3 separate regions of the Homo sapiens genome follow, and all the other regions are linked to region 3. The links are chromatin loops, found by intact Hi-C in ENCODE. Cell type or tissue: MCF 10A. All regions are shown on one strand. Region 1 overlaps TEK (TEK receptor tyrosine kinase). Region 2 overlaps TEK (TEK receptor tyrosine kinase). Region 3 overlaps IFT74 (intraflagellar transport 74).

Region 1 (8,000 bases), 150 kb after region 3:
TCTCTGATGCATCAGGCCAGTAGACTGCAGGTTTTCTTTGGAGTTGTAGCTTCCATACGTGGTGTCAACTGTACCTAACAGTTAGGCTAAAAGCTGAAAATTGGGAAACACATCATTCCCATCTTCCAAATTTCAATTCCCCTCCAGAATCTTCCAGGTCTTTTTTCTTCCTATCCCACTCTTAAGTGCTTTCAGGAAGTTATTTTCTAAATGTAGTTGTACCTACAAGAAAGTTGGCATGATAGGAGCTCATTCAACTTTTTTTGGAAGCATAACTCCCCAGCTTTTTAAGTTCCTGGTAATTCAGATAAATTACCCCCTACCTTACACAAATCAGCAAAGTTGATGGCTTAGAGAGAAAAATAAAACTAAACACCTGCAGTCTTAGTTTCCTCTCTTCCCCTGGATTAATACTGGTTTTTTGATGTCTCTGTTTACAGCATGCCACCCTGGTTTTTACGGGCCAGATTGTAAGCTTAGGTGCAGCTGCAACAATGGGGAGATGTGTGATCGCTTCCAAGGATGTCTCTGCTCTCCAGGATGGCAGGGGCTCCAGTGTGAGAGAGAAGGTAAAGCAAGGTAACACTGTAGTCAGGGCCATGTTCAGCATGTCTGAACTGAGCTTTGGTAGTGTAATTCTTGTGCCGGCATTCTAAGATCCTCAAGCCTCTTTTGTTTCCATCCAGAAGTTGGGAATAGTTTATCCTAAATCCTAAAGCACAGCATTTTAATTCTGCTCTACTGACCCTAATAGTAGGCTTTATTTGTCTTTGCACTAGGCATAAACCACGTGCTCTTTGTAGCAGCTTAAGTGATGACTGGCCAGCTGAGAGCTCTCCTACCTTTTCTGCTCCCTTCTCTAGGACCAACCTTTTCCCTGGACATGCGTAACAGAGAAAGAGCAATTTGGGATGGATTTAGACAGGGGATATTTTTAAAGCAATAGAAAGAATAAAACAAATAGAAAAGATTATGCTCAAAATGAAATTTTATGTCATTCTAGTTCAGAAGTTACTCTTCAGCAGGAGTCAGCAAACTTTAACCCACAGACTAAATCCAGCCCACTATCTTTTTTTAAACAGCTTTATAGAGATACATTTTTTATATTATAATGTTCAACTTTTTAAAATGTAAATTCAGTGGTTTTTAGTATATTTACAGAGCTATGCCATCATTGCCATAATCTAATTTTACAACATATTCATCATACCAAAACAAACCTTGTACCCATTAATAGAAACTTCCATTTTCCAATCATCCTAATTTCTGACAACCATTTATTTGCAGTTGACCTTAAACAACATGGGGGCTAGGGGTACTGACCCTTCTCGCAGTAGAAAATCTACATATAATTTTTGACTCTCCAAAGACTTAACTACTAATAGCCTTCTGTTGACGAGAAGCCTTACCAATAACATAGTCAATTAACACAGAGACTAGTATCTGTATATATTTTATGCCTTCATGACATACCTTTTTCTTAATTTTTTTGGTATTTCTAGGCTACACAGTTTGTCTGTGAGTTTTTTCAAATTATCCTAAATCTCCAAAAAATTTTCCAATATATTTATTGAAAAAAATCCACATGTCAGTGGACCCATGCAGTTGAAGCCTGTATTGTTCAAGGGTCAACCATATCTTCTGTCTCTGTAGATTGCCTGTTCTTGACATTTTATATGCTGTAAACAAGATTGTATAATACGTCGTCATTTGTGACTAGCTTCATTTGCCACACCTTTTTTGAGGTTTATCTATGTTGTGGCATGTATCAGTACTTCATTCCTTTTTTATTTCTCACCATCTGTTATTATAAAGAAAAAAATTTTGGATCACAGCCACCTCCATTCATTTATAGTATGTCGTCTGTGGCTGCTTTTGTACTACAAGGGCAGAAAACATGGCTTGCAAAGCTGACTGTATTTGCTCTCTTTACAGAAAATGTTTGCTATCCACTGTCGTAGAATATACTTTTTAAAATTAAAAGAAGCAGACATATGTATTTTCAAACTTAATAAATATGTATTGCTTTTTCAATCATATAAATATAAATGCCATTGAAATAAATACATATCCAGTGAAATCTACACTCACAATAATACAGCTATGGCCTTTTTTTCTGTTACTTTTGGAAATCAGAACAAATATTGGGAGTGGGGGTGGGATGCCAGTAAGTGTTTTCTCAAAGTCCTTAAACTTTATATTTTTTCTTCTTTTGCCAAGCCTGGACTTTACTACAGGGCAGGAATCAGGGAGTGGTTAGAAAGGGAAGGAAATGCCATGGGGCTACTAGGGGATTGTATTGAACGTGGGCAGCTAACAAGTTTAAGGATTTGAATTTTGTGCTTTGTTCCTTCCCGTCTGTTCCCTTCTGCTGATGCTGCAAAAGGAGTGCATTCTGATGGGAGAATCTAAGACAGGTTAACCAGGGTGTCACTAGGGCTTTCAGAGAGTAGCTCCCTTCCCAGATTCCACTTTAGCCCAGCACATCCACCTTCACCCCCACCCAGCTTCAGAAAATACAAGGGGACGATGAAGGAAAGAAATGCTTTAAAAGTGTCAAAACATGTTTTTCAATTCCTATTCAAATAGCTACTTAGGCTGAAAAACTTGGCACGTTTTCCATAATCTTTCCAAGTTTACAGATATATCAAGGAATAACCTTGTAAGTATTAGACCTCTTTCCCTTCTCCTCCACACCTTTACCCATTTCATTCTAGGCCTGAGAAGTAGGATATCAGTATAAAATATCATTATTGACCCCGCCTCTTCCCACCACCGATAAGAAACAGTCTGTAGTTACTGCTGCTCTGAGGGCACCTCTATCGCCTACATTGTTTACTGAGTGTTGGACAATTTTCAAACATGTCTCACATTCAATTACAAATAGTCCACAGTTCCCTGAGTCCCTATGGTTCAGAATAAAATTGGTATATTTCAGGGTTATTCATTCTCTACTGTGTAGATGTTAGGCAAGAAATCCTGACACCATTACCTTTATTGACACTACAGACATTTTTCCTTCTTTCAATATTGGCAGCAACATTTTTGATTTGGCTGTTGAGTGGATACTGATTTGGGGAAGTTATATTTCACTTCTTTGATGTACTTCTTTTGTGAGCAACTTTATTCACCTTTTCCTCTTAGTTATCTGCTATTTGCAGACTTCCCAATGAATGAGACATCTCTCGTATATCTAAACTGAGGTCAATGCTGTTGAACAGCAATACCATGGGGTTATTTGATGAGTGGAGGAAGAACTAGTTTTTTGTTTGTTGTATTTTTGTAATCATTCATGTAAAAAGAAAGAGGGGGATTGAACAGCAAAGTCTAGGGGAGATATGGCCATGATAATCATTTTAATATTGAGACTGTTCCTCCCTGGTCCATGAAAGGAGCACAGCCTCATGGCAAAGAGCGTGGACTCTGGATTTATAAAGATCTGAGTCTGAATCTGGGCTGTGAGCCTCTGTCTCCTCATCCATAAAATGGGAGACCACAATATCATCCACATCACAGGTGTCTTATGTGATGACAAAACAGTAAAATATTTGCAAAGTTCTTGCCCGGTGCATGACTTACTAAAGTAGCTATTTTTATTATTACTACTGCTGCTGGCTCTGTTAAATATTAGATTTCACAGTGCTGTTTTCTTCCTTCAGGCATACAGAGGATGACCCCAAAGATAGTGGATTTGCCAGATCATATAGAAGTAAACAGTGGTAAATTTAATCCCATTTGCAAAGCTTCTGGCTGGCCGCTACCTACTAATGAAGAAATGACCCTGGTGAAGCCGGATGGGACAGTGCTCCATGTAAGAGCCATTCTTAATTTGCCCTTCTTAAAGCATGAGATGCTTCAGTGTAGTAATCACCCCACTAAATGATAGATACCATTCAGTGCTTTTATCCTCCTAGGCTAGTGTGTTGTTGGCTTTGATAAAATGCCCTATTCCTGGAGAGGCAGAACTGACTCACTGCAGCCTCACTGATTTCTTCTGTTGGCCAGTACTGCTCTGCATGGTTGGGAATATGCCTCCTGGGGAACTGACAGAGCTGGGTGCCAAGGATGGCACACATCCTGCAGGACTGTCCAGCTGGTATGGGGAGAAGTACGTGTCAATCTGTGCAAAGCTTTGCTCTCGCAGTGTCCCCATATCTCTAACTACTCATATCAGGAGAGTAAGGTGGTGTTGCAACCCATGAATCAGCAGATTTACGTGCTACCAAGTGCAACCAGGACATGGAGTTTTGATGACCGGTCCACTCCTATTACGCTCTTTGGAGCAGCAGTTTAGGGGAGCATAGAAGAGGAGAGTTCCCCAGTTCTGAAACTACAATCCACGGGATCCCTTAGGTCTGAATGCATTCATTGGGTTTCTACCCACCTCTTCCCTTTGCCTTCATTGCTGATGCTCACCCATGGTCAGGTAATATCACAGCAGTTATTTTTTGTTTAAAAGGATCAAGCTACTTTTCGAACATGCTTTCCTTCTCTCTCCCAACTATACCAAATGCAGCAGAGACAGGAGCCACCCCAAATTTCTCTTGTGTTGAAAGTGATCCTTAGGATATTGATGTATTTTTTAATCTAAAAATTTAGAAATACTTATTATCCTATTTTTCTATCAAAGATGACCAAAATCAGCTTGACCAGAGGCAGGTATGAGTGACCTTCTGAGGGAGGAATATGTAGAATGTACCATTACTAGGGTCCACGTTTCAATGTCCCTGATTCCACTCAAACAACCCATCAGGTAGAAGAAGCCAATTGATGGCTTCCAAAATCTTATTGGCTTTTTCATGAGTTAATGAAAGTAATGGCTACTATTTAGTAAGGTTGGCCATAACTATATGTAACTTCTTACTTAACATTGCCTAGTGTCTCTTTTTTTTGGCGGAAGTGGGAACTGGCTGGGTGAAGTTAAGTAACTAAGGAATTGGTCAAAAATGGCAAAGAGGCCAGATACGGTGACTCATGCCTGCAATCCCAGTGCTTTGGAAGCCTGAGGTGGGAGGATCACTTTAGGCCAGAAATTTGAGACCGGCCTGGGCAACATAGCAAGACCCCATCTCTTAAAAAATAAAAAAAGAATTAGCTGGACATGGTGGCATATACCTGTAGTCCCAGCTACTTGGGTGAGGTGGGGGGATCACTTAAGGCCAGGAGTTTGAGGCTGCAGTGAACTATGATCACTCAACTGCACTCCAGCCTGAGCCAAGGAACAAGACTTTGTTGTCTCTCAAAAAAAAAAAAATGGCAGAGGTCCATCTCTCTTCAGAACCCTGGATTTTTCCAGTACTCCCCACTTGACAGCCTCTCAAACACTTAGGAAGTCACTTTGTCCTCCCACGCAGCCATCTCTGTGTTAGATAGGAAAGGAACAAATCTTATGAGGAGGAGTTTAAAAGAAATCATGCTTCAGGTGTCTTGCTTGTAAGTGTTTACCCCGTACTCCTAAACACACAAATACAACAGCAGGATCTGACAGGGCATCAATCCAAAATAAACTTTCAGGGCTACTACAATAGCTTTGGAAATAAGCCAATAATTATATTAGCATTACATTTAGCTTCTTGATCTCTCCTAGGAAACTTCTTATTAAACAATGAGATGGGGTCAATGTTATGGACCTTTGCGTTTATGCCTCCCTAGAAGTTTTTATTTTTTTGTATTTGACCTTTTCAGCCAAAAGACTTTAACCATACGGATCATTTCTCAGTAGCCATATTCACCATCCACCGGATCCTCCCCCCTGACTCAGGAGTTTGGGTCTGCAGTGTGAACACAGTGGCTGGGATGGTGGAAAAGCCCTTCAACATTTCTGTTAAAGGTAAGTTCATTTCCCAGAAAAAGGGATTGTGTCCTTGATGCATTATGTTTTTGTATTGCTGCTTCTAGACAGAAATGTATGCGACCACTAAAATACCTTTGGGGTAATTTCCAGGATAGTAAGCCTTTAAAAAATTATATGCATGAAACTAGAGTGAAGAAATTAAGAGTATGAACTGTGGAGTCACACAGCCCCAGGTTTGATTTTGTCCCTAACAGCTCATAATCTTGTGGGTGGCCTTGACCAAATGAAGTTACCTTTTTGAGTGTCTCTGTATTTGCAAATGAAGCATAATTTAGGTACCTCTTAGGGTTATTGTGAAGCCTTGTTAAACACATACAATACTTGGAGTTGTGTCAGGCACAACATATCTGGTAGTGATTATATTTCACAAGAAGGTTAGCATTGCCGTTGTGACTTCCTGTTCATTATTGTAGAGAATTATTTGGAGAATCCCTATTTTGAGGATTACTCACTTAATAAGAAGCCCAGGCTATGCTATATAATTAACATGAATGTCTTTTCACATTCAGGGCTGTGGGCATTTTTCCTGCTATAAATTAGTATTTCAAAATTCAAATTAATCTGAGTGTTTGTGTGTAGATTTGTGGCTTGAGTGGAAGAACTAAAATGGAGGTAAGTCCACGTTAACTTGGCTGGTGTACGTAGCTACAGCAAGGAATTTTAAATCCGCAAGTTACTTAATCACCTGTTTAGACAAGAATACCTAACAGCTCTCTGGCATATATTCTAGGAAAGATACTAGGCTAAGATTACTTGTAATTTCTGATACATTGTAAATGCTCTGTAAATAGTTGCTATCCTGTATTGTTTAGAGAATAATGAGAAGAAAAAAAGTCTGTACATGTTCAGACACAATTTGTTTTCTGAATATTTTTGATCCACAGTTGGCTGATCCACAGATGTGAACCCACAGATACAAAGGGTCAACTTTATACAGTAGCACACATTGTAAGCACAAATCTTAGTATTAAACCTGGATCTTCTGACTCCAAACCCAGCACTATCTCTTCTGGACCATTTTGCTTTCTGAGTCTCTTGTGTTACAGAGGAGGAGACTGTGAGGTGACCAAAGTTGATTTGTATTTGGCCCCCTTTCGTTACTTCATTAGTAATCTCTTGGGAGATCTCAGAGGTAACTTCTATAAATGAAATGCTGTAAATACTCAGAACATAATCTGTTTTTTAAAGGCCAATAACAACAGTAGCGTAAATGCAACCCCATAGATTTGGATTCTGTGCCCTGAGAATCCATATGAACCACCTCAGAATCCTCCTTCTTATTATTACTTTTGGTTATAGGAAAGAGCCCAAATCTGTTTTATTTGGTAGAACATTCACGTGATTAAAATAATTTCTTGCATCTTGAATGTTCTTGGAAGAAAGGAAATGATATGCAGACAAGAAAAATTACCCTACTTTTAAGCTTCTGGGAATGTTTGCTACCCATGGACATACGTCCAAAACAAACCATGTGGTGAATACACAGAAGAGTCACTGGGTCTAGTTTTTAGTTTGTAGTGAAAGACACGGCACACAACATCAATGTGTAGAAGCTTCTCCAGTCCTAAGTCACTGCTGTCTCTTTGCTGTCACATTGACTGGCAGCCATAAAATGTAAATAGCCATTAGGGAATTTAATCAATTTAATCAGCATCTTTTATTATAGTATTTACAAAAACAGATACTAGGCTTTAACACCAGTGTACAGATTGATACAGTCACTTTGGAAAACTGGCAACTTGTACTAAACCTAAACATTTACTTAGCCTGGGAACCAGCAGTTCCACCCCTAGGTATATGCTCAAAAGAATGGCTGTATTATGTTCAAAAAAGACATCTTCAAGAATGTTCAGAGCAGTTGTATTCATAGTAGCCCCAAACTGAAATTAACTCAAATGTCCATCAACATTAGAAAGGATACACTAATCACAAATTGTAGTATATTCATATGTATTAGTTTGCTAGGGTGCCATAACAAAATACTACAGGCTGAGTGGCTTAAGCAACAGGAATTTATTTTCTCATAATTCTGGAGGCTACAAGTCCAAGATGAAGGCATCAGCAGAGTTTATTTCTTCTGCGGCTTCTCTCCTTGGCTTGTAGATGGCCACTGTCTCCCTGTATCTTCACAGGGAGATTAAATTAG
Region 2 (8,000 bases), 160 kb after region 3:
TATATTTGATTTATATCACCTAGGAAAGTAAGAATTATCATCTTCCCTATTTTACAGATTGAAAAGTAGAGACTCAGAGTACTTAATAACAGTAAGATGCATCACCATACTAAATCTTCGGGCTTCATATCTTTGTCTTTTAGAGCCAGGATCTTGCTCTGTCACTCAAGCTGGAGAGTGCAGTGGTTTGATCAACACTCATTACAGCCTCTATCTCCTGGGCTCAAGTCATCCTCCCACCTCAGCTTCCTGAGTAGCTGGGACTACAGGCACACCACCACATCTGGCTACTTCAAAAAATTTTTTTTGTAGAGACGGGGTCTTGCTTTGTTGCCCAGGCTGGTCTTAAACTCCTGCCTCAAGCAGTCCCCCAGCCTTGGCCTCTCAAAGTGTTAGGATTACAGGGATGAGTCACCACTCCCAGTCCAGGCTCCATATCCTTTTGTTTCTCCAATTATTATTTCTACCTAGAATCCCAAAGGCACCAGCTTATTATCCCAGTTCACATATTTGCCTGTGTTTTACTCCATTTACTAAAAGTAGAAGGATATGTTATGATTGAGTGAAAAAACCAGGAAGAACATCCACTTTTCTTCTGCAGAGATTGTGCACCCTTAACAGAAACATCCTTCCTTCACACCACCCACCTAGTTTTTATGTTACTAGCAGCATCCTTAAAGAACCAAATGAGACTCAAAAGCTACTCTGAGACTTATAGAAGCATTACACACAAGTAAGAAATGGCTGCTTGGGGACCCACCTGGTTGTGAATATAAAAAATAAACCCAGAAACTATATAGAGAGGAAAAAGGGACCTCTACAACCATGACCCAAGGGATCCCTGATATGTCATCATGTTACTGCTAAAAGGCAAATGGTAGTTAATTCTCTCTCAAGTCACTGTTGGTGAGTCAAGAGGGGAAGAGCATAAACTGACTCAGATGGAAAGTATTTATGGAACAGAACATAAAACACTTCACAGCCCCACACTGTACTGTCTTCAGCCCTCAGAATGTGTTGCAGCCAGGAGGTCTCTCAGAATATTTCAAAGTAGTTCTCAGGGGTAGGCGGGAAGGGGATTATTGAAGGTTCTTCTTTTCCCATCATTTGAATTTTGCTGCTGTTTGCTTTTCATTTCGTCTGGCAGTTGCACTGTTTATGTGTGTTGATTGAGATGGTGAAGGCCAGGGAGTCCGGGAGGGGAAGGAAGAGAACACTTTCTGAACATAGTGCAGAAAGGGGCAGACAGGGAGGCGTATGGGGTAATCATGTTCCCAAAGGGCGGGAAAAGGGGAAATGACTATTTATTGAGTTACTCTTCTGTACCAGGCACAGGATTAGGAGGTGTAAATGTATTCTCCAAAATATCAACTCCCCATTCTCCTTTGTCATTGCAAACCTGCCTAAACCACTCTGGGTGGCTATTTTGGAGGTTAAACTTCAGAGGTTAACAAGAGGAGATGGCATCACCTCTCTCCATTTGCAAAGGTTACAGAGAAAGGGCCATCAGACCTTTTGCATAATGCCAAGAAAATGCATGCCTAGCTGCTGGTTCTCACTAGTCTGAGGGTAGTCAGAACCAGGCTGGTGGGACTTAATTCCCAGTAGATGGAAACAGACCCTTCCTCTCACCTCGAACCAAGAGTAAGAGCAGTGTTTCTCAACCTTTAAAAAAAAATGTATTGCTCATCCCCAGTGAGCTGTTTCAGATACGTTTATCCTAGTAGATCCTGCCTCCCGTGAAATTTTAATACCACAGATATGCTCTATATCTGTTTCTGTATTATGGTCCTCTGTAAACAATTGTAGTAATCTGAAATTTTCTCATACACTAAGAACAAATTTTTTTGCCCCATAGGAGTGATTGTGTCCCTACTGAGAATGCATGAATTAGAGGATCTCTATCCTACGTTTTGGAAGGACTTCATATCTGGAATTTAAAAATCAATTTACTATTATTAACTGAAAACACACTATTTCCTCCTTTGTCCAGTGACATAAGACATCTCGAAAGAAGGAAGGGAGGGAGGAAACCAGTGTTAATAGAGCCCCTAACACCTTCCAAGCATTTTCACATCCATTTTCTCACTTATTACTCCTGAGTCTGGAAGATGGATATTTTAATTTTATTTTACAGGTGAACTTGGAGAGATTATGAATTTGCCCAAGGTTGCAAAAGTAAAGTGGCATGTTCCTGTCTCTCTGATTTTAAAACCCATATTGTTTCTATTCAGTGATGTCTTGGTAGCCCAGGCTCCTGTGGGTGATTATGGCCAGGCATCACGTAGTCATAGCGGATACCTTGATGTGATCAGAGCAGGAATAGGCCTGGCCCTGCCACCACAGCTGTATGATTTCTGAAAATCTTGCTAAGGGGAAGGAACCCCTAAATTGCTTTACAATGTATTGCTCAAAATGGTAACAGAAACGGTAAATACTCTCCCATAATCCCATAACCTTGGCAAATCTACTGTTTTGATTTTTATCAGTTTCCTTCCTATCCTTCACCATTGTAGACATAACTTTTAGCATGCCTACATGTACTTGAAGTCTCTTTATTGGGCTTTCATACTTATCCTAGTTATCTATTTTTCCACTGAATGGCTATATCATAATTTATTAAAGCAGTTTCCTATTTTGAGTGTTTAGGTTTCTTCCAATTGTTTGCTGTTATAAATAATGTAATGAATCATTTTGGTAGGGAAAAAAGTATCATATGGGCCACTTGCTTGTGTTTCTTTGATAGCTTATGAGGTGGTATCTTATTCTAGAAGCCAAGGTTACTCTTAAAAGGTGCCCTTTAGCGCTGTCATTGACTCCACCCTTGTATTAGTCTGTACTTGCATTGCTATAAAGAAATACCTGACACTGGGTAATTTGGAAGAAAAGAGGTTTGGCTTTTTACCAAGCCAAACAGTAAAAACAGTAACCATTGGCTCATGGTTCTGCATGCCGTATAGGAAGCATCTGCTTTTGGGGAGGCCTGAGGGAGCTTTTACTCATGGCAGAAGGCAAAGTGGGAGCAGGCACTTTGCATGGTGAAAGCAGGAGCAGAAGAGTGAGGGGGGGCGGTGCTATACACTTTTTTTTTTTTTTTTTTTTTTTACTGTTTCATAATTTATTTATTTTTCCATGGAAATTATTTAACATTTTATTTTCTGACAAAGCTCCTGTTTATTTTATTTTTTATTTTTTATTATACTTTAAGTTTTAGGGTACATGTGCACAACGTGCAGGTTAGTTACATATGTATACACGTGCCATGTTGGTGTGCTGCACCCATTAACTCGTCATTTAACTTTAGGTATATCTCCTAATGCTATCCCTCCCCCCTCCCCCGGCAATTGAACAATGAGAACATATGGAAACAGGAAGGGGAACATCACACACTGGGGCCTGTTATATACTTTCAAATGACCAGATTTCATCAGAACTCACTCGGTATCAGGAGGACAGCACCAAGGGGGATGGTACTAAACCATTCATGGGAAGTCACACTCATCAACCAATCACCTCCCACCAGGCCCCACCTCCAACACTGGGGATTACATTTCAGTATGAGATTTGGGTGGGGACACTAATCCAAACTATATCAGCCATATATAAAAATAATGATTTTTCTGGATTCTCCTAGGACTCCCTCCTCCAAGAGGTCTAAATCTCCTGCCTAAAAGTCAGACCACTCTAAATTTGACCTGGCAACCAATATTTCCAAGCTCGGAAGATGACTTTTATGTTGAAGTGGAGAGAAGGTCTGTGCAAAAAAGTGATCAGCAGAATATTAAAGTTCCAGGCAACTTGACTTCGGTGCTACTTAACAACTTACATCCCAGGGAGCAGTACGTGGTCCGAGCTAGAGTCAACACCAAGGCCCAGGGGGAATGGAGTGAAGATCTCACTGCTTGGACCCTTAGTGACAGTAAGTAATTCATGCTGCTCCAGCCTCATCTGAGCAATAAGGGGCTACCGCCATGCAGACTTAGCTAACATCACTGCAGGACTATTGGAAATTATGAAAGAAAGTTAGTTGTGAGAGAAGGCTAATTAGTGCCCCCCACCTAATCATTTTAATAACTTGCAATATATAACATATATTTGGATTTGCAATAATTCAGGCAGGTCTGTGCTAAAATTTACCTTCCCTTGGTGTGCAGTTGTTTATTTAGTAAATTAGTAACAAGAAGTTTTTCTAGGGCTTGTTGAACCATTTATGGGGTAGTTTTGAAGAATTATCATATATCTACATGTACACAGATGTCAGTTAATTCCAGATGGGTCTTACCTAACCATAAAAACCAAATAACTTTGCTTGAAACCCCTTGAAAACAGGTAATTTTAAAAGTTAAAAGATTTATCTAGGAGTAATAAAATCACTTTTTTTTTCCAAAGTATTTTGCATTTCAGGCTTCTCAATTTCAGATTGGTCATTTAAAATTAATGGGAATTTCTTGGGTTTCTTTGTAGTATTGAAAGTCTATTCATTACTAAACTAAGCAGAGAGTTTTATTTTGATTCACTGAAATTAGAACTGTGTGCATTTGGAACCCTTGGAAAGGTAAACTATTTCTTGGCCACACACAACTACCACTGAAGTCAGGATCATGTGGTCTATGGCCTTACCACCCTGAACACACTGGATCTCATTGATCCTGGAAGCTAAGCAGGGTCAGGCCTGGATGGGAGATTATGTGGTCCCTTGCCACCTCCCAGAGTCTGAGGCTGTCTTTGCAGCTGGTTCTCCACTTCCTCAGGAACAGGTGTGGAAGCTGGCTCAGTGTTTCTTTGGCCACTCTTTTATTGCATCAGTGACTTATGAAAGTCTGAATTGTTTTGTCAGTGTTTAGGAATTCTTCATATATAATGTTTAATTCTGTGAAATTTCCAAGGTGCAGAATCATGCTAACAGTAACACAACGAACAATCACATTCCTCCCATCCAGAATTAACAACTGTTAACATTTTGTCATATTTGCTTTCAGCATTTGTTGTTGACTTATGTAATAACCCACTACAGGTGTATCAGTATCTCCTGCAACTGTTATCCCTATCTATTTCTATTCCCCTCTCCCAAGAGACAACCAAAATTATGAGTTTGTTAAGTATATTTTAATTTAATGTTGTATGTATATATTTTTTGAGACAAGGTCTTGCTCTGTTGCCCAGGCTGGTGAGCAGTGGTGCCATTATGGCTTCTGCAGCCTTGGCTTCCTGGGCCCAAGCAATCCTCCCACCTCAGCCTCCTGAGTAGCTGGGACCACAGGCACACGCCACCACACCTGACTTTTTTTAAAAATTTTTTTGTAGAGATGGGATCTCCCTATGTTGCCCAGGCTGGTCTGGAACTCCTGGGCTCAAGCAATCCTCCCGCCTTCGCCTCCCAAAGTGCTGGAATTACAGGCATGAGCCACTGTGCCAAGCCCAATGTTCTATAATTTTAATATCTCTGAAAGTATACACATGCATACATATCATTCTTCATTTTTTGAATGGACATTATGAATTTTATCGATCCATGTTTATTTAGCTTTGATGCATGTAATTTTAACTTCTGTATAATATTCTATCTTATGAATGTATCTTGTCATTCATCCTCTCCCTTTTAGAGGGAGATGTAGGTTTTTTCATTTTTTACTATCATGAACAAAATGCAATGCCCATTCTTATGCATGTCTCCATGTGCATAGACAGGTGTGAGAGTTTTTCTAGGAACAAGTCCGGTGGTGGAACTCATGGGCTATTTCCCTCTAAAGTGGTTAGTCAGTGTGTACTATGTTCAGGAGTGTATGACAGTGCCATTTTCCTTATACCCATCTCTATGTCTATATCCTTTCCCTATATCACTCGATAGTGTCACACCTTTTTACTTTGCGTATCTCAAAAGCAAAATATGGTGCCTCATTGTTAATTTCAATTTTGATTTCCTTGATAGCTAGCAAAGGTGAGCATCTTTTTATGTTAATTGTCCTCTTTTTTGATATACTTATTGATATACTGGATGTCCTCTTTTTTGATATACTTATTGATATCCTTTGCTCATTTGGAATAGGTTGTCTTTCTTACTGATTTGTAAAAATTATTTGTGTAATCTAAATACTTTGTTATGTGTATTGCAAATATGTTCTCCTAATCCCTTTATTGTAACCTTGTTTGTGGTGGCTTTTAACCCACAGACACTTGACATTTTGATGCAGCTGGACCTGTCAGTATTTGCCTGTGTGATTTATACTTTTTGCATTTTGGAATTATTCCCTATCCCAAGGTCATAAACATATTCTCTGTGTTTTTCCTAGTAGTTCTAGTGTTGTTTTGTGTATTTAGGTCTTTAAGATATAAAAATGTTATTTTGGGGTGCAGTATATTTTAATATTTTTATTTTAATCTTATTTATTCACATATGGCATGTCAGTGGTCCCAATGCCACGTATTGAGTAGTCCCCATGGTGAGTTGTGATGATTTCTGTATCATATGCCAGGTTCTCATATTCATTTTGCATCTATTTCTGGATGTTCTGTTCCCTTCCATTGATCTGTTTGTTCCTGTACCATTTCCAGCATATTAACTATAAACTTGTGAAATGTCAGTAACTATGGGATGAATCACTATTTCCTATTTCAAAATTATCTGAGGTGCTCACTCACCTAAACTACATAAGTTTCATCCTCATTAGAATGATACACTCTCAAAATCACACTATCATTATCATATTTATAGGATTAAACAAAAACTAGTTAATAGTCACTGGGAGTCGACTTGCCTTGGATGATTGTATGAAGTTTGATGGAGGGTCAATGCTGGTGGTGGTAGTAGGGATGTGAGATTGGCAGGGTAGGAGTTGATCCCTATAGGGTCAGGAAATCCGAGGAAGGAGGATGTGAATGAGAACATCTCATTTTTACCTGAAAATATTTGTTAATATGCTGTGTTGTCATTGATCATGTATGTTCATAAGTAAAATTAATACTTCCAGTTATAAAGTTTGTGTTGGTTTCCAGCCTAGCAATTACATCTGGTCCAGGGGTAAGAAGTGGAGTGAATTAGATTTGGCGTATCACCCCAATCATATGTTAAAAATAATATATGTGTGTTATGTTTTCCTGTTGGAAAACATTTACATGGGGAGTATTTGACCCTTACAATGACTTTTTGAGGAAAGTAGAGTAAGAATGATTATCACAGTTAACAGATGAGGAACCTGAGGCACAGAGGAGGGTAAGTGACTTGCCCAAAATTATGGAACTAGTACGGCATGGGGATTAGGATTCTAATCCACATTTTAGTTCTATTTTTCCCCCCACCATGCTACAAATGTCTTGCACTTGTCTCTTTGGATGGGCGACCCACTGCTTCAAAGCAACTATGCTTCTAGAGGTTCTTTAAGTAGTGATATCCCGTTTCTAAATTGTTTAAGGTCTGATTAGTGTTTCCTAAAGCATTTTAGAATCTATTGTAGAGTCACCCAGAGAACCTGCTAAAATGTAGATTGCTGGGTCCAGACCCGCTGAATTTAAATCAAAGGTTTATTGAGCTATCCCTAAGAATGACTCCTTTCAGGCATAAAATGGTAAGTTGGTAGATGCAAATTTATGATTTTTAGTTGGCACAAAAATTATATTCATTATTTTTCTAACAAGCTTCTAAAAGACACTGCTGCTTTTTGTGACAGGCTTAGAAGACCACTGGTTTATGAAGTTGAATTTTTTGAGCCACAACTATACAAATATTAACTATGTGATCATAGTAATCTGAAAATGTTGGTATTTCTATTACTCCTTCAATCTCATGTGGGAAGAAAGGCTATTGTATATTTTTATAAAAATATACAAAAGACTTGGTACTGGATGTAAAGAAAGTTAAGACATACTGTTGATTAATTGTGATTTTTGGATACTGTACCATCTGCTAGACATAGAACATAACAATCAGATTTGGAAGGTTCTAAATCCAATACCTAATTCTCATAAATTGCCACAGTCCCCTAAAGAGTAACAAGGGGGAGTCA
Region 3 (8,000 bases):
AGATTAACAGATGTTTAGCAGTATTAATATAGTGTTAACTGGTGTCTCAGAGACTGTTCAACTACCTGGGATTTATTATTTAATTCTCTATGATATTACTAACTTTACTAAAATATATACTGTATGAGTAATATTAAAGCAATGATTTAAACTGACCACTTATGAGTTAAAATGATTGCATAAAATTTATTTAGCTTTGCCAAGCAGTTTGTTTTTTTTTTTACAAAAACAGAAGTAAAATGTTTAAAGTTGTTAGAGATTCCTAAGTTATACTTCCTCCTAAGTTACACTTCCTTCCTAGTAATAGTCAATAGTTTACTATAAACAATATAGTCGGCCGGGTGTGGTGGCTCACGCCTGTAATCCCAGCATTTTGGGAAGCTGAGGCGGGCAGATCATCGGAGGTCGGGAGTTCGAGACCAGCCTGACCAACATGGAGAAACCACATCTCTACTAAAAATACAAAAATTAGCCGGGCGTGGTGGCACAGGCCTGTAATCCCAGCTATTCGGAAAGGCTGAGGCAGGAGAATCACTTGAACTCGGAGGCAGAGGTTGCGGTGAGTCAAGATCGCACCACTGCACTCCATCCTGGGCCACAAGAGTGAAACTCGGTCTCAATAAATAAATAAATTAATTAAATAATAATAATATAGTCAACTACTAATGGCAGTAACTGGTAGCGTTAGAGGGGATGAAAATCAAATCACAAATACCACACAAATAATCCAGACAGAATTAATTCCCCACCCAGGTCTAGTAATGAAGTAGCAAAGACTGATTAACCTTATCCTCCCCAACTTTCCCCAGGAGTGGAATTTGAAGAACTAATGCAGGTACCAGAACACCTGAGGGAGCTTGGGGTTTGACTATGTAGAAATACTGTGGTGGGGGTTTGGGTGTGGGGGCTACATTGTTATTTATGGTTAAAGGAGGAGGTTGAGCATCAGTTTCCTAACAAGCTTCTCCCTAATAAGAAAGATAAAAGTAGATTCTCCATAGCATTTTAATCATAGTTTAACTGCAAACCAGTTACTATGCTCTTGGATTATCAAGAATTGATTGTATATTCTTATGAGTTAGGTATGGTATAAACAGTGTGCACATGTACATGTATTCTTGTTATGGCTAAGGAAACATTCATAGCGGTGCAGTGGCTCAATCACAGCTCACTGCAACCTCAGACTCTTGGGTTCAAGTGATCCTCCTGTCTCAGCCTCCTGAGTAGCTGGGAATATATAACGTCTGCCACTACATCCAGCTAAGTTTTAAATTTTTAGTAGTGGCGCATGCCTGTAATCTCAGCTACTTGGGAGGCTGAGGCAGGAGAATGGCTTGAACCCAGGAGGCGGAGGTTGCAGTGAGCCAAGATCACACCACTGCACTCCAGCCTGGGTGACAGAGCAAGACTCCGTCTCAAAAAAAAAAAAAAAAAAGGGTACACTGTTCTATATTTTAGCAGGGAAGGAATTTGTGTATGTGTGTGCTAACTAGAAACAATGAGAAATAGCTCTAATGAAAGTTATATGGTCAGAATTTGGCTACAAGCTCTGCATCATTAGTAAAGCGGAGTATTATTGGCAGATGTCATGCTACTTTCCAAAAAGCCTGAACCCATCCTGATTTCTCCTTTCTTAGTTGAAATGCCAACAATTGCATATTTGCTTAATTATTGCTTTTTAAAATATTGGCTCTGTATAAGCAAGGGAAAGTAATAGAAAAAGTATTGTTCTTCCAAGTAAAGCAGAACACACCAAGTGGACAATAGCAGCTTATATTTTCACTCAACATGGGATACTATTTTTAATAAGGATGTTTTTATCCTCAAGGCTTACTTCTAACATATAGCCAAGTGACTTTTTTGTTTTTAAATGGAGATGAATCTTGCTGTGTTGGCCAGGCTAGAGTGCAGTGACTATTTACAGGCATGATCATAGCTTACTGTGGCCTTGAACTCCTGGGCTCAAGCAGTCCTACTGCCTCAGCCTTCCAAGTAGCCGGGACTACAGGTCCATGTTACTGTGCCCAGCTTGTTTTTGTTAAGGAATCTGTTAAGAAATTCTTTTAGGTCGTGTGCGGTGGCTCACGCCTGTAGTCCCAGCACTTTGGGATGCCGAGGTGGGCGGATCACCAGGTCAGGAGATCGAGACCACGGTGAAACCCTGTCTCTACTAAAAAATACAAAAAATTAGCCGGGCCTGGTGGTGGGCGCCTGTAGTCCCAGCTACTCAGGAGGCTGAGGCAGGAGAATGGTGTGAACCCAGGAGGCGGAACTTGCAGTGAGCCAAGATCGCGCCTCTATGCTCCAGCCTGGGTGACAGAGCGAGACTCCGTCTTAAAAAAAAAAAAGAAATTCTTTTATTCTTACTACAGATTAATACTTGAGAGTTTATATCTTATATTGAAGTCCTTCAGAGTAAATAGTTTCTTCGACCACTTAGCTGAAATCAGGCCCTTAACTTTACTCATTTTTTTTTTTTTTTTTAATGAGATAGGGTCTTTCTGTCACCCAGGCTGGAGTACAGTGGTGTGACAACATAGCTCACTGCAGCCTCAAACTCCTGGGCTCAAGTGATCCTCTTGCCTTAGCTAAATAAAATAATAAATAAAATAAAATAAAATAAAATAAAATAAAATAAAATAAAATAAAATAAATAAAATAAAATGTAAAATAAAATAAAATAAAATGTAAAATAAACTCCTGAGTAGCTAGGACTACAGGTGCACACCACCATGCCCAGCTAATTGTTGAAAACTTTTTTTGTAGGGACAGGGTTTTGCTCTGTTGCCCAGGCTGATCTCAACGTGCTTGGCTCTAGCAGTCTTTCTGCCTTGGCCTCCTAAAGTGTGGGGATTACAGGTGTGAGCCACTGTGCCTGGTGTTTTACTCTTTACTAGTGTATTCCCTTACATTGAATAAATTCTATAAAGAACAGCATTACTATTATAAGACATGTCAAAGCCTTACACAAATCACAAAAAAAGTGATCAGTTTTCTATGCAAAAATACTGAGCCTTTTGAAATCAGGGTAGTTCTCAGCTTCACCCAATGCTGGCTTAGATTTCAACTTTCTCAAGTCTGCTAGGTCAGTTACCAGTTCTCCATCTCCTTTCAGCTTCCAAAATGTTATTGCTGTTGTCTCCTATTTCTATATGCTGGGGGTTTCTACCTTTAAAAATTCTTTTTGCTATAGTTTTAGTGGGGTTTGCGGGAGGATCAAAATTAGATGTGCATGTTCAACGTGCCATTCATACCAGGAAATGACAATTATAAGCCTTAATTACCTAGAATTTCTGAAACTTTAAGCACCTTGAAGGTAGATCATTTTACTTATTTTTAAAAAGATTTTTTTTGTGTGTTTTGCCTTAAATGACCATCCTCATGCTTTCATTAACTGGGCAATTAGCCTCAGCTTATAGGAGGTCATCCTTTTCAGCTTAAAAAAAAAGTGTCCTGGCCGGGTGCAGTGGCTCACGCCTGTAATCCCAGCACTTTGGGAGGCTGAGGCAGGCGGATCATGAGGTCAGGAGTTCGAGACCAGCCTGACCAACATGGTGAAACCCCATCTCTATTAAAAATACAAAAATTAGCTAGGCATGGTGGTGTGTACCTGTAATCCCAGCTACTCAGGAGGCTGAAGTAGGAGAATCGCTTGAACTCGGGAGGCAGAGGTTGCAGTAAGCCAAGATCGCGCCACTGCACTCCAGCCTTGGGCGACAGAGCAAGACTCCATCTCAAGAAAAAAAAGAAAAAAAAAAGTCTTTTAAACTACTTAAAATTATTTTAAAGATTCAGATTAATTTTTTAAAATTGTAATTTTAAATATGAATCTGGCATGTATTTAACATGAAAAATGCAAGCAGAAAAGTATATAAAGTAAAATGTCATCTCCTTTCTCCTCATCCAAGTCTTCAGAGGTAATCATGGTTTACAGTTTAATGTTTAGGCTTTTAGACTTTTAATACATTGATAAACATATTTTTAAATGGAGTAATACTAATATACAGTTCTTCTGAGCTTGAGTCTTTTCATTTAACTGTATAATATACATTCTTCCCTATGAGGATGTATACTTCATTCTGAGAAATGGTATAGCATAGTGGTCAATGTTAGGGCTCTAAAGTCAGACTTAAGAATGGTGCCTGGTACAGGTGTGGTGGCTCATGCCTATAATCCTAGCACTTTGGGAGGCTGAGGGGGGTGGATTGCTTGAGCTCAGAAGTTCGAGACCAGCCTGGGCAACAGGGCGAAAACCTGTCTCTACAAAAAAATACAAAAATTAGCCAGGCATGGTGATGTGTGTTTGACTTGTAGTCCCAGCTATTTGCTAAGGTAGGATGATTACTTGAACCTCGGAAGTCGAGGCTGCAGTAAGCCGAAATCACTCCAACCAAAATCATGCCACTGCACTTCAGCCTGGATAACAAAGTGAGACCCTGTCTCAAAAAAAAAAAAAAAAAAAAATGGTGCCTGGTGCACATTAAGCGCTTCTGACAACCATTAGCTACCCCTATGATTGTTGTTACATAGGATTCATTGTATCCACATTGATATTTAGGCTGTTTCTAATTTTTTACTCCCAAGAACAGTGCTGCACTAGTACATTCATGTTTATAACTTGTCTGTTTATTTCCACAGAATAAATTTCTAGAAGTGAAATTTTGAATGGAATATTATTTATATTTACAACTGGTTTGCAAATTTCTTCCCAGAAAAGGTTGTATTATGTTATACAACCAAAAGCAGTATGTGAAGGTGGTTCCTTACCAATGCTAGCCATAAGTTTTTTAGTTTTTGTCAGTCAAGATAAGGTACACATCACTGACAGTTCCGAAGTTTTGACTGTTAGGCCTGAATTTGTAGTACCACCGCGATCCACAAGATGGGGCTAATTTTCTGAGCATCTATTAATATATACACAGTAGGATTGACAAATAGAGTTAACAAATGTTGTACGGTCACTGTCATATGTCTCTCCAGGAGGGATTATTGGGCATTATTACTCACCAAAAATGATTACTTTCCAGATTCAAGTATTTTCCCAAATGTGGAGTTGATTGTAAAACCAAATATATGATTATTAAAATACCATAATACATATAAATAACTAGTTGCTACAATGTGGTAAATATGTCATAATAGAAATATATGCAAAGTGCTATAGGAATATTGAATTACTGTCTTAAATTCTGAATGAATTCATTGTAACTTTCTGCATAATATATATGTGTCATTCAAAGTAGTAAAATAACAAAATATAATACTTTGGTTTGTCTATAGTATACTTTTTCATACTCAGAGTTCTAAAGCCTTGGTTAGGACCATTGTTTCTTTAATTATGGAGGGTAAAATAAACAATGTTAAAGACAGAATACTTTTATTTATTATTTATTTGTTTATTTATTTATGTATTTTGAGACGGAGTTTTTCTCTTGTGGCCCAGGCTGGAGTAAAATGGTGTGATCTTGACTTACCGCAACCTCCACCTCTCAGGTTCAAACAATTCTCCTACCTCAGCCTCCCAAGTAGCTGGGATTACAGGCATGCGCCACCACACCTGGCTAATTTTTTGTATTTTTAGTAGAGATGGGGTTTCTCCATGTTGGTCAGGCTGGTCTCAAACTCCTGACCTCAGGTGATCTGCCTGCCTTGGCCTCCCAAAGTGTTGGGATTACAGGCGTGAGCCACCACGCCTGGCCAGAATCATTTTATTTTAAGCACATGTCCTGTTACTAGAATGCCTGGATTCAAATCCAGGCTGTGCTGTTTGATCTTGGACATGCTATTTATGCTATTTAATCTTACTTTATCTTAGTTTTTTTTCTTTAAAATGGAGGTAATTACAGTACCTACCTCTTAGGGTTATTGTGAGAATTAGATTAGATAATTAAATAAACTTAATTATTAATAGTCTAATGTTGGCTGGAAGCCTTACCAATAACATAAATGGTAAACATATATAAACACAAAACACATTCATAATAGCAGTCAATTTAAAATATGCTCATAAATATTAATTAGTGACTTATTGTTAATGCTGTTACTTTATAAAAGCAAAATTGAATAACTTTACTGCAGTTATTTTCCCAAAGCATACATTAGAAAGTATTTTCCCGTCAGTATTTCCTTCAGGATGTACAAAATAACCTATTTAGTTTCAAAGTGGTTTATCTTCTGGTATCTGAGATTTCAAATGGCATCTATCCATTACTATTCTGTGGTTTTCCAACATATATCTGCTGAAGAAGAATGAATTATTATTGTTCAATCTAGAAATTGTTTAAACTATACATTGAATCTTTCATTAAAATGGTGGTATTACATCTACACCAGGATCATCACCACCATCTGAAACTTGTTAGAAATGCAAATTCTTGGGCTCTACCCCAGACCTATTGAATTTGAAACCCTAAGGAGAGGGCTCAGCAATTTGTGTTTCAGTAAGTCCTCCTGGTGATTCTGATTCATGTTAAAGTTTTATAACCACTACTTTCGAAAATGATTAAGGACCATATGTTTAGTATATGCTGCTTACTACCAATTATACTGTATGATTTTATATACAGTACTCTGTTGGAACAAACTTCTACATAGTCCTTTTGTTTTACATAATTAGATAATAAAAATTATACAATTTATACAATATGTAAAAATTATAATTACAGTTTTTAAAGTGCCTCCTGTCTTTAGAAATAGAATTATCTGATCTTGTTTGCATACCTGTAATTTAAAATTTAAAATGTAGTTGACCCTTCAAGACAGCATTGGGATTAGGGGCACTGAGTGTGCCATGCAGTCAAAAATCCATGTATAACTTTTGACTCCATAAAAACTTAATTATCAAAGGTCTACTGTTGGCTGGAAGCCTTACCAATAACATAAACAGTTAACACTATTTTGTATGTATTATATACTGTATTCTTACAATAAAGTAAGCTAGAGAAAAGAAAATGTTATTAAGAGAACTATAAAGATTTTTATTATTTTCCACTTACTAATGAAATGGAAGTAGGTCATTATAAAGGTCTTCATCCTCATTGTCTTCACATTGAGTAGACTGAGGAAGAGGAGGAAGAGTTTGGTCTTGCTATCTCAGGGGTAGCAGAGGCAGAAGAAAATCTGCATGTAAGTAGACCCACCAAGTTCAAACCTCTGTTTTTCAAGGGTCAACTGTATTTCCCAGAGAATGTATATTTAGAAAATTGGGTGAAACCTAATGCCAAAGTTAGTTTAAAACATTAAGCTTATATGTACTCTTTTTACCACAGCAATTTTGTAATATAGTCAATTCTTTGTACCCACGGGTTCTTCATCTGCAGATCCTACCAACTATGGATGGAAAATACTTGAAAAAAATACAGGAAGTTTCAAAAAGCAAGTTTGAACCTGCCATGTGCTAAGCACTATGCTGAATCCATTTGAACTGAAGAATACCCTGCTATAGCCTCCCATTGTTTCACAGATCTTCAGTCTCTCTCTAGCACCCACTGTTTGAGCAGTGTTCATCTGGCATTTTATTCATTGGCTACTTGTGTTCACTCTTTGCTTCTGTGAAAAAAAAAAGACTCCTAAAAATCAATTATATGGTGAAAGAAATCCCTTACAGACTAAGAGAGAGCGTAAAGTGCTGTCTCTCAACAAGAAAATAAAATTCTTAGATCTTTTGAAAAGTGGCGTGTGATTTACCAAAGTGACACAATAAAACAGAAGGAAGCTGAAGCTGACATTTGTGGAAGTTTTAGTGCTGCCCCTACAATGGCAAAAAAAATTATTGCTGTGATTCATGATAAAATGCTTGCAGAGACTGGTCGGGCACAGTGGCTCACGCCTGTAATCCCAGCACTTTGGGAGGCTGAGGCGGGTGAATTACCTGAGGTCAGGATTCAGGACCAGCCTGGCCCAAATGGTGAAACCCCGTCTCTACTAAAAAATACAAAAACTTAGCCGGTAGTGGTGGTGGGCACCTGTAATCCCAGCTACTAGGGAGGCTGAGACAGGAG

Evidence for each region. Hi-C counts contacts between places; a loop is a spot of excess contacts. Peaks named below come from ENCODE experiments on the same cell type or tissue, not always from the same donor. Only the 100,000 strongest peaks of a DNase experiment are listed, where the experiment ranks them.
Region 1: a loop joins it to region 3, with 4 times the contacts of the local background. A loop is called at or near these places in 28 of 110 quality-filtered maps.
Region 2: it touches region 3 in a loop (17-fold over the local background); 39 of 110 quality-filtered maps call a loop at or near these places.

The regions. Positions count from the first base shown.
Region 1 is chr9:27,179,800-27,187,799 of GRCh38, forward strand. It overlaps TEK (TEK receptor tyrosine kinase), which reads left to right. Exons shown (of 23, transcript NM_000459.5): 7 at 441-569; 8 at 3,660-3,811; 9 at 5,686-5,830. Among named protein-coding and RNA genes, the nearest start is that of TEK, 75 kb to the left of the region's middle. In MCF 10A, no CTCF peak of the experiment used is centred here; DNase peaks (open chromatin) are centred at 1,782, 4,082 and 4,942.
Region 2 is chr9:27,193,681-27,201,680 of GRCh38, forward strand. TEK (TEK receptor tyrosine kinase) reads left to right here. Exons shown (of 23, transcript NM_000459.5): 12 at 3,635-3,919. It also overlaps the pseudogene RNA5SP280. Among named protein-coding and RNA genes, the nearest start is that of TEK, 88 kb to the left of the region's middle. In MCF 10A, no CTCF peak of the experiment used is centred here; DNase peaks (open chromatin) are centred at 921, 2,891 and 4,721.
Region 3 is chr9:27,029,131-27,037,130 of GRCh38, forward strand. The region is part of intron 13 of IFT74 (intraflagellar transport 74); the gene reads left to right. Among named protein-coding and RNA genes, the nearest start is that of LRRC19, 27 kb to the left of the region's middle. In MCF 10A, a CTCF peak has its summit at 4,880 (motif pointing right); a DNase peak (open chromatin) is centred at 4,881.